3 separate regions of the Homo sapiens genome follow, and all the other regions are linked to region 3. Evidence: chromatin contacts called from ENCODE Hi-C or POLR2A ChIA-PET data. All regions are on one chromosome and are shown on one strand. Each heading gives the region's core, a stretch centred on a gene start or an enhancer-like site at or near the end of the contact. The rest is flanking DNA. Distances are from core to core; before and after follow the strand shown. Region 1 holds the start of ACAP2 (ArfGAP with coiled-coil, ankyrin repeat and PH domains 2). Region 2 holds the start of ZDHHC19 (zDHHC palmitoyltransferase 19). Region 3 holds the start of TNK2-AS1 (TNK2 antisense RNA 1).

What was found. A loop is a pair of places that touch in the nucleus more often than their neighbours do. ChIA-PET counts read pairs that join two places held with the same protein, here RNA polymerase II (POLR2A). Pooled maps may share reads with other maps.
Region 1: a loop to region 3 is called in a map of CD4-positive, alpha-beta T cell, with 4 times the contacts of the local background. The contact joins the promoter of ACAP2 here to the promoter of TNK2-AS1 in region 3. A Hi-C loop is called at or near these places in 2 of 168 maps with a recorded cell type or tissue (CD4-positive, alpha-beta T cell and naive thymus-derived CD4-positive, alpha-beta T cell), 16 of 37 single-sample maps with no recorded cell type and 16 of 50 pooled maps. POLR2A ChIA-PET finds 5 or more read pairs at or near these places in 3 of 52 experiments (GM12878, MCF 10A and OCI-LY7).
Region 2: a map of CD14-positive monocyte shows a loop between it and region 3 (4-fold over the local background). The contact joins the promoter of ZDHHC19 here to the promoter of TNK2-AS1 in region 3. A Hi-C loop is called at or near these places in 3 of 168 maps with a recorded cell type or tissue (CD14-positive monocyte, GM12878 and naive thymus-derived CD4-positive, alpha-beta T cell), 7 of 37 single-sample maps with no recorded cell type and 9 of 50 pooled maps.

What each region holds. Positions count from the first base shown.
Region 1 is chr3:195,441,264-195,444,360 of GRCh38, reverse strand. It overlaps ACAP2 (ArfGAP with coiled-coil, ankyrin repeat and PH domains 2), which reads left to right and starts at 1,341. Exons shown (of 23, transcript NM_012287.6): 1 at 1,341-1,566. The coding sequence starts at 1,514. RefSeq lists silencers at 977-1,476, 1,597-1,816, 1,837-1,886 and enhancers at 1,298-1,797, 2,337-2,426.
Region 2 is chr3:196,209,433-196,212,691 of GRCh38, reverse strand. ZDHHC19 (zDHHC palmitoyltransferase 19) reads left to right here and starts at 1,292. Exons shown (of 8, transcript NM_001039617.2): 1 at 1,292-1,522; 2 at 1,955-2,076; 3 at 3,177-3,259. The coding sequence starts at 1,377. It overlaps LOC124909479 (a long non-coding RNA gene), which reads right to left and starts at 1,277. Exons shown (of 4, transcript XR_007096240.1): 1 at 1,053-1,277; 2 at 1-71.
Region 3 is chr3:195,906,103-195,909,495 of GRCh38, reverse strand. It overlaps TNK2-AS1 (TNK2 antisense RNA 1), which reads right to left and starts at 1,420. Exons shown (of 2, transcript NR_145450.1): 1 at 718-1,420. It overlaps TNK2 (tyrosine kinase non receptor 2), which reads left to right and starts at 945. Exons shown (of 16, transcript NM_001382273.1): 1 at 945-1,011. RefSeq lists silencers at 1-191, 242-431, 482-731 and enhancers at 2,402-2,631, 2,682-2,731.

The DNA.
Region 1 (3,097 bases), core at 92-2,591, 470 kb after region 3:
AGACCAGCCTGGGGAACGGAACGAAATTGTTTGATTGTTTTTGAGACAAACAAAAACTTCAGACAGTGAAAGTGAGAGAACTTAGACTTAAGCCCTTTGATTATAGTACTGAAGAGGCAAATGGTACAATTAAAATAGCCAACATTTACTGAATGATCGATATGTGGCACTGTGTTAACCGGACAACTTCATCAGATCTGTGTGTTATGTTCATTTTAAAGTGAGAAAGCTGGGACCTAAATCCAGGAAGTTTGCCTCCAGATTCTCACTCAGAGCCACTATGCTGTTAGAACACCCTGTATATTCATTTTTATAGATACGCCCGTGTTTTTTAGGTTGGCTTAAAAATTACTCATTACATATAAGACATCTTTGTACTTTTTACAATCAATGGCATCTTAAAATGAAGGAGTATGGTAAATACCTGCCGTGAGGATCAGATGATAAGTATCTTAAAGTGCTTCTAGAAAAAGTGTGGATTAGAGGGGCAGGTGTTGCAAGGTGAGTACGATGAGCCTGGTCTTCAGAACCCCACCATGGCAGAACAGTGAAAACCACCAGGAGCAAAGTGTCAGTGAGGGGGAATGCTTTCGGCAGTTTTGAGAGGAGTTCCTCCACACGAAGCACCCTACCTCCCATACCTGCCTAAATCTTTCTATGTCCAACCCAAACGGCAGCTCCTTCAGGAAGTGGTCTCTGGCTATATGAGAAGATGTACATGGGAGCAATTTCCAGATTATGAAGCTATGGAACAAATACATGAAAGATGGATTTTATCACTAAAGTTATCCTCGCTCCTCTTCTGGCCTCAGTTTCTCTAAACTGAAAGGAATAGGTGGCTTAGCCTATCTCTTCCTTTTATAATTTCTGCCTCTAACCTCTTCAGATTTCTGCCAATCTGCTTTGAAAAGCAAATTTCCTTCCTCAGACCTGCAGGAGACTGCTCCTCTGGGCTGGCAGCTCAGCAGGGCGGGGCTCGGGGAGCAGGAGAAGAGGCGGGGGCTCGGAGGGAAGCGCGGCCGCAGCCACGTGACTTCCTTCCCAAGGAACCTCAGCTGCCGGCCTCCCAGCAACCGGTGCGTCCCGCCTAGCGACGCCCGCGCATCCCGGTTGGCCCTCGGGGGCGGTTGTGGCAAGGAGGTGCCCACGGTCGCGCTGCTCATTGGCTCGGGTTGCCGTCGCTCAGACCCGTTGCCCGGGCGCCCGCAGGCGGTGCTGCCGGATGCCCCGCCCCTTGGCCGCCAGGTTCGTGGCTGGCTGGCCGCTGCTGTCACTCCCCGGCCGTTTCCCTGCGGCCAGCGCTCTACTTGGGGCGGGAGGAAGAGGGGCGGGACTGGGGCCTGACTAGTCGTCGCCGTCTTCGCGGCTGCTATGACCAGCGGGCGAGGCGCCCTTCGCAGCTCCGCGCAACGCTAGTCGCGGCCGTGCGCCCGCCGTAGCCGTCTGCGTCCCAGCGCGGCCGCTCCCGCGGCCCCCTCGGCTTTGCCAGCGCCGCCTGCGAGGCGGAGGCAGGATGAAGATGACTGTGGATTTCGAGGAGTGTCTGAAGGACTCGCCCCGCTTCAGGTAACCGGCACGGCCGCCCGGCGTCACCGCGGAGCTGCCTTCCCGGCGCTGGGGGCGTGAAAGCCGGGCCCGCGCACCCGGAGGAGGCCCCGCCGTCCGCTCCTTCCGACGGGGCGAGCGGCTGTTGCCGCCGTTTCCCACCCTGCGAGGGCACTGCAGTCCCCACCGAGCCCTCCCGAGGGGCGACGAAGTGGCGGGGACGGGGACGTCGCCTCTCATTTCTTTCCTTGCCCTCTGCCGGGGCGGAGCGCCCCGAAGGCCGGCGCACCCTCTCCCGCTGGGGGAAATGGGGTGCAGCCGCGCTCCCGAAGTCCCGTCCCCTTCGCGGGCGCTCGCTCTCGCCCCCTTCCTCCTCTGGCTGCTCTTCCTTCCCCCTTCCTTCCGCCCCTTCTTGGTTTCCACCCCCTCCCCACCCCCTCTTTGAGGGAGCTTTCAGGGCATCCTCTTGCAGTTCATTTAGTTCCTCTTTGCGCTTTTCTGCCCCCCTTCCCCGGGGAGGAGAGAGTAGGGGGCGAACTGGGACGCCGACTTCTGCTTCGCGGTGCCCCCGGCCAGAGCGACTCTCCGGAGGGCGCCCGCGGTGGATGCGTGCGGGAATCGCGGGGGGAAGCGCTGTGATCAACCGCATTCCGTGGACCCTAGTTGGTGACTACCTGCTTTTCTTTCCACTTAAGCTCGTTGAAGGGGGCACAGCTGTCGAGAGGTACCGGGCTGAGGGCGGAGGACTAGCAGAAAAGTGCATTTCTGTTTTGAGAACGGAAGTAGGAGGGCCGTGAAGATTGCCTGTGTGTTCCTCTTCCAGCAGCCTCTGCCCAGGAGGGCCCGGATCACAGTCGGATGCTCCCAGTGGATCTGTCACAGAGTTGACATGGGGGCACTCCGATTCACATGGGTTGCCCTTCTTTCTATGTGAGAGGCGGTCGTCCTGAGGCCGTCCAGGACACAGGTTCTTTCTGTTTTGAGGATAGTAGGAAAGTCTTGAGTTGTTTTGGACAATGGAGTTTTTCTAGGTTGCGTTTTACAGTGTATTTATTTACAGGGCTGGTCATAGTCCTTACAAATATAAGGCCTTAACACTTCCGTTAGATAGTGACATTTCTTGAAGCTTCCTCTGAGCACTGGCGTGTGTGTGCCCGCTAATGTCTGGGCCAAGCCTGGATTGTAAATTGCATCCTCTGCCTGGGAACTAACTGTTCTCATCCTTAACACTGTTAATTGGATTTCTTATTCTCCTTTCAGCGAAAAAGAAAAGAATTGTAAAACTAAGGAACTGCTACTTAGAGAAAATTTAAGAACGCTTTTTGCGTTTGCCCTTTGATGATTTTTGGGTATTAATTTTATTGGAGCCTAGGGCTATTATTTAAAAAAACCCACTTCCTTTGATAGCTGTTGTTGCGATTCATTTTTGAAACTTTTATGTTCTGCATTATTGAAGGACTCAAGAGACACAAATAGATTTCCTAGGACAGGCGTGCAGGTTGGTTTCCAGGACAGCATGGCAAGTGGAGTAATTTTTAAAGTGCACCTTAGA
Region 2 (3,259 bases), core at 43-2,542, 300 kb before region 3:
TAGTTAATCATATGACAGGTCACATCATCTATAGCATAACTTGTGGCCTTGCATAGCTGGTGACTTTGTAGCTGCATTGAAAGAAAAACAAGAACTGGCTAAATACAGACATTTGTAAAACATAATCATGCTTAAGAAACCTGGGAAAGGAGTAACAGTCAAAGAATTTGTCTTTCTTTTTTTTCTTCAACTTTGCTCTGGAGGCGAGGGGTGTCTGGAGCTTATTCTTTTGGCCTTGGCCTCTTAAACAGCGTTATCTTATAACTGTCCTTGAAGTGAGCTTGCTGGGCAGAGGAAAACTTGTTCTTTTCTTTTTAACTTTTGCCTTGCTTGTTACTTGTCTTGGAGTGAATGAATGCATATTTATTTTTAAATTTCTGCCTCAGTTTCTTCTTTTTGAGGCCTTTTATAAAGGAAGTTTAATATGGCTCATGCTTGTAATCCCAGCACTTTAGGAGGCTGAGGTGGGTGGATCACCTGTGGTCAGGAGTTCGAGACCAGCCTGGCCAACATGACTAAACCCCGTCTCTACTACAAAATACAAAATGAGCCGGGCATGGTGATGCATGCCTGTAATCCCAGCTACTTGGGAGGCTGAGGCAGGAGAACCGCTTGAACCCAGGAGGCAGAGGTTGCAGTGAGCCGAGATTGCGCCATTACACTCCAGCCTGGGCAACAAGAGCGAAACTATCTCAAAAACAAACAAACAAACAAAACAAACCAACAAAAAAACCCAGCAACTTTCTTTCTTTTTTTTTTTTTTTTTTTGAGATGGAGTTTACTCTGCCACCCAGGTTGGAGTGCAATGGCGCGATCTTGGCTCGCTGCAACGTCCACCTTCCAGGTTCAAGTGATTCTCCTGCCTCAGCCTTCTGAGTAGCTGGGACTACAGGCGTGCACCACCACTCCTGGCTAGTTTTGTATGTTTAGTGGAGATGGGGTTTCACCATGTTGGCCAGGCTGGTCTCGAACTCCTGACCTCGAGTGATCTGCCTGCCTCGGTCTCCCACAGTGCTGGGATTACAGGGATTACAGCGCCGGCTGAAAATTACCAACTTTCTTCCCATGTGTTTCTCCAGGTCATATTTTCTCCAACAACATCAGCCTCTCAGGGGCAGGAACTCCCGGTTCCCCAGCACATGTCGGGGTGGGGGTGGGGTTTGCTGTTGGAAGTGCCTGTCACCGGAGGCAGCTAGAGCAGGGCTGCAGACAGTTCTGCTGAGGTCCCCCAGCCTCTGTGATGTCACACTGGGCCTTCTTTCCTTTCACCCTGGGCTGCGGCTCTGAGGCTGCCGTGGCCATGGAGCTCTGGAAGCTGGGCTGGGGGAGGAAGCCTGGTGGCTCTGACCTCCCCTGGAGGCGAAGGAGGCCCAGCCATGACACTCTTAACGGATGCCACGCCGCTGGTGAAGGAGCCCCATCCCCTGCCTCTGGTCCCACGTCCCTGGTTCCTCCCTAGCCTCTTTGCTGCCTTCAATGTGGTGCTGCTGGTCTTTTTCAGTGGCCTCTTCTTCGCATTCCCGTGAGTTTTCCAGGCAAGCCGTTAGGTTTCCCACAAAGAGACAGCCAGGGAAACAGAAGATGATAGGATGGAGGCAGGGGAGTGCAGAAGACCGGGGGAGAGGTCAGGGAAAAGGGGATATTCTGTTCGAGGGAACCGACGTGCAAAGGTGCAGAGGTCAAGGGTGCGGGCAGGGAAAAGGGGATATTCTGTTCCAGGAACCGACGTGCAAAGGCGCAGAGGTCAAGGGTGCCTGTGCATTTTGGGAGCTTTGGGTGGCTGGTCATGCTGGTGACATTTGGTGGAGCCATTATGAGTCTGCCTGGGTATTTGGAGCCTGGATTTTTAGATCTGGCTTGAAGGTCTGTGGGTCCTGACCTGAGCAAGCCACAGGCCTTGGGCCGGGGGCTTTGGGCTGCCCCTGCTCAGGACCGAGCCTGCCTCTGGTCTCAGTTGCAGGTGGCTGGCTCAGAACGGGGAGTGGGCCTTTCCTGTTATCACAGGCTCCCTCTTTGTCCTTACCTTCTTCAGTCTTGTTTCACTCAACTTCTCAGACCCTGGCATCTTACATCAAGGTGAGGCATCAGCCCCCTGGGAAAAGGAGGTGTCACTCAAGGGCTGGGAACCTGCAGGGGGGATTCCTAAAGTGCTCTTCCTACTGACCCTCCTCCAGCCTCTGGACCCCTTCACCCCACGTCTTCATTGCTCTGGCCCTCGCTCACTCTTTCTTCTCTTCTCTTTTCTTTCTTTCTTTCTCTTTCTTTCTTTCCTTCCTTCCTCTCTCTCTCCCTCTTTCTTTCCTTCCTTCCTCTCTCTTTCCTTCCTTCCTTCTTTCTTTCTTTCTCTTTTCTTTCTTTCTTTCTTTCCTTCTTTCCTTTCTTCCTCTCTCTTTCCTTCCTTCCTTCTTTCTTTCTTTCTTTCTCTTTTCTTTCTTTCTTTTTCTTTCTTTCTTTCCTTCTTTCCTTTCTTCTTTCTTTCTCTCTTTCCTTTTCTTTTTGTTGAGACAGAGTCTCGCTTTGCTGCCCAGGCGGGAGTGCAGTGGCGCAATCTCCGCTCACTGCAAGCTCCACCTCCCAGGTTCAAGCGATTCGTCTGCCTCAGCCTCCCAAGTAGCTGGGGCTACAGGAGCATGCTACCACGCCCAGCTAATTTTTTGTATTTTTAGTAGAGATGGGGTTTCACCATATTGGCCAGGCTGGTCTCGAACTCCTGACCTCATGATCAGCCCACCTCGGCCTCCCAAAGTGCTGGGATTACAGGCGTGAGCCCCCGCGCCCGGCCCTACCCCGTTTCTTAAGCCACCAAGGTGTGGAAAAACAGAATTGTTGAGGTTTCCCAGTTGCCTTAGATGGGAGGACCGGGCAGGCCAGGGCCAGAAGCCAGTGGGCTCTTCCAAACCACTGTATGCACTTCCTCCCTTCACTACACAATGACACTCAAAGCAGCACTCACTGTTCCAAACGCCTGAGTTTCATACAAAACTCTCCTGGCTGGAAACCCGTCTTCCCTTTGACTGCCATCCTCTCTGAGCTTGGACAGCTTGCTCAGTGGGGACAGGGGTTCCCCTGCCCACCTTGTCCCCACCCTTCCTTGTGCCCTGTGATGCCGTGGAGCTGCCCCCGCCGCGGGGTGACCGCAGGGCCTTCTGCTGTGCCCAATCCTCTTCCCACGCCAGGCTCCGCTGAGCAGGGCCCCTTGACGGTGCACGTGGTGTGGGTGAACCACGGGGCCTTCCGCCTGCAATGGTGTCCAAAGTGC
Region 3 (3,393 bases), core at 171-2,670:
GGCCCCCGGCGGGTCGCGCAGGAGGAGCGCGGCGGGCTGAGCCCTGCGCTGCCGGAGCAGCAGCCGCAGCGCGTAGGGGTTCTCAGCTGGGGCCCGCAGCAGCTCCGCGGGCTGAAGCTCGGCGTGGAGGAGCGGGGCGGGGTGGGCCCGGCGGTGCAGGAGGAGGGCGGGGTGGGCCCGGGGCTGCAGGAGCGCGGCGGCCGCGGCCACGAGCCCAGCCGGGGGGTGGTGTGGGGGCCGCCGGACGGCGCGGGCTGGGGGCGCCCGCCGTGGTGGACGGGCTCGGCGGGCTGGCCTGTGGCGCAGGAGGAGGGGCTGGGGCCCCGCGGGCAGCACCAGGAGAAGGGCGGAGGCAGCCCCGCAGTGCAGGAGCGCGGCGAGGCCCGGGCCGGGGTGCAGGAGCGCGGGGAGGGGAGCCCGCGGAGGCTGCTGCAGCAGCCCGAACCGGCGTCCGAGTCCGGGGAAGGCCCCCGCGAGCGCAGGGAGGGGCCGGAAAGTTCCGGCGAACTGGGGGAGCGGCAGTGGGAGAGCGTCGGGCGGGAGGCGGTGGTCCTGGGAGCGGCCCCGGCGCCCCGAAGCCGCCCCGAGCTGGTGGGGAGGGCCCGGCCGGTGGGGCCCCGGGGGCCTGCGGGGGAGGGGCGCCTGGGGGTGCAAGAGGCGAATTGGCTGCCCGGGGTGCAGGAGGGACAGGTGGTGCGGGCTGTCCAGGAAACCTACCTGAACGGGAAGGAGCCCCAGGAGGGAGAGGGACCCGGCGAGGGGCTCAGGACCCGGAGGCGCCGGCGGAGGAGGAGGTGGTGACTGGCAGGCCCGGGCCCCACGGTACCTCCGGGGCTGAAGGGGACGCAGGATGTAGGGGCATGGGGAGTCGGGCGCAGAAGAGTGCGGGGAACCGCTGAGCTCTGGGAGCCACTGCCTGAGGGCAGGCCGCGGCCGGCGGGAACCTCTTCTGCCGTCTCAGCCTGGGCGTCGCTGAAGCTGTGTCTGCGGGGAGGCAGCGGAAGGCGGCAGGTAAGGAAGCCCAGTCCTGTTAGCTGGAGTTGGTGTGCTTGGAAGTGAGAGGCTGCAGGTCCCTGGCGAGAGCGTAGACTCCACACTGCCCTCGTTCTTTTGGCCTTTCATCCCTGGAGGGAGGAAGCAGTGCAGTTTTCAGCGGCAAGGCAGGACCTCTCCCCCGCCAGTACTGTGTATGGTAATTGGAGTGATAGGGCATCTTCTTAGAGTCTAGGCAGCAGGCGGGACGTCTGGGTGGCTGCCAGGTCTGTGCAGAGGGAAGAGAGGGGTAGCCCCAGGGAGGAGCTGCAGGACGGTCCCCCCTCCACCTGCCCCCCGATGGCAGTAGGGGTGCCTCCATGCTATATGCTCTGCATGGTGCAGTCAACACACAAGTCCTCAAAACACGTCCCACAGAAGGGAAGAGGGCAGCGTGGGATTAACAGAACCTTATCTTGTAACCCTGTTGGTCACGTGAGCTGAGATGAGTGTGACAGCTAGTGGCTTGGGTACGGCACGAGCCTGGCCCGCTTCTGCCACGCCGTCCTGTCACAGCTGATTTACCCTGAGGGCCCAGAGCCAAGGATGATTAGTGGGCGGAAGGAGGGAGAGCAACTGGTGAGCCCTCTCGTCTCTGGGTGGGACGACCCAGCGTTAGAGGGGCGGGAGAGGAGGGTGCACTTGCACCCCAGGGCTCTGGGCTGCCTCTGTGGCCCCACCCTGGGGAGGTTTGCAGATGGGCCGCTGTGGTATCATGGGCTCTGCACCTGTCAGGACAGGAGCTCCCAGCCCAGTCTAGAGGTAGGGCTTGTAGGGGCCAAGGGTGGGGGCTGTATTTGGCTTGTTGACTCCCTCGTGGCCTGAGTGCCAGACCTACTCATTCCGCCTCGTGCCCCCAGGGGGCTTGGCGGGCTGCTTGTGGGCCTTACTCTCCTAGAGCTGTTCGCCTCTTACCTGGCACTGTCAGGTGCTTGCTTCCCCTGCCCCTGGGTGGGGATGGGTGCAGGGTTGCTGCTTGCCCAGGGCCTTAGCTAGAGGACCCTCCTCTGCCCCAGCCCGAGGTGTGGCTGTGAGTCAGATGGACCCAGACCCCTGTCCCGAACCAGACTGGGTGCTCTCCTCTGGGGGCAGAGGGAGTGGTGCTGGAGGTAGCAGCTGCTGGAGGAGCCGGTTAGCCCGCTCCTCAGACAAACTCAAACCCGCCTGTCAGCTTCATCCCATGCCTGTCGCGCTGCCACCCAAACACTCATGCACCGGAAGTTCAGCTGCTGTGCCCACGGTGCCTGACGCTTCTGGAATGGCCAGAGTGGCTCTCACTGTCTGGCTTCAGTGGAGAGAACGGTCTGTTTTAAACACATACACACAATCTTCACCTACTTATTTCAGGTCGGCGTTTTTGAACTTGTGGTAGATGAATGGGAGAAAGGCCTTGGCATCACACAGATTGCTTTTGATCTGGTTATATCGCTTACAAGCTGTGTAACTTCCTTGGGCAACATAATGTCTTTAGGTTTCAGTTTCTTGGTGTCTGCGGTGGGCCAGGACTTCCCCTGCAGTGTCGTGAGTAAAGAAACCTCAGGCCCTTTGGAGCCTGGTGCCCACCTCCCCGGAGCCCCGGCAGATGTTAGGGAGGAAGGGTCAGACTGTTCCCTCTGGCCCCTGAGCCCGGGATTAGCCCCCACCTTGTGCTTCGTCTAGAAGATGCAGTGTTTCTTTTTGTTTGTTTTAAATAACAGTTTTATTGAGATATAATGACATATGGTAAACTGAGCATATTTAAAACACACAATTTAATAAGTTGTGGCCTGTGTATATACCCGTGAAACCACCCCCACCTTCAAGATAGTGAACATCCCCCTTATTCCCCTGTCCCCAGAAGTTTTCTTGTGGAACCCCTCCATCCCCCGCTCCTCTGCCATCCCCTACCCCAGGTAACAGGCTGGTCTACTTTCTGTCACTGTGTCTGAGTTTGCAGCATTTACTGTAAACGGAATCGCGTCTTTCATTCAACAGAAGTATTTTGGAGTTTGTCCAGGTGGTTGCGCGTATCAACAGTCATTGTACACGTGTGCCAAAGTCTGTTTATCCATTGACCTGTTGATGGGTTTTCAGAGAAAGCTGCTGTGAACGTGTTTGTTAGTCTTTGTGTGGATGTACACTTTTATTTATCTTAGGTAAATCCCTAGGACCGGAATGGCTGGGTCATGTGGTAGGTACACATTTAACCTTTAAGAAACTGCCAGACTGTTTTCCAAAGTGGTTGTACATTTTATATACTCATCCACTGTGTATGAGAGTTCTGGTTTGTCCATGTCTTTGATATGTCCACATCTCGATGTGGTCAGTCTCTAATTTTAGACACTCTCATGTCTGTAGTGGTATCTCATTACAATTTTAATT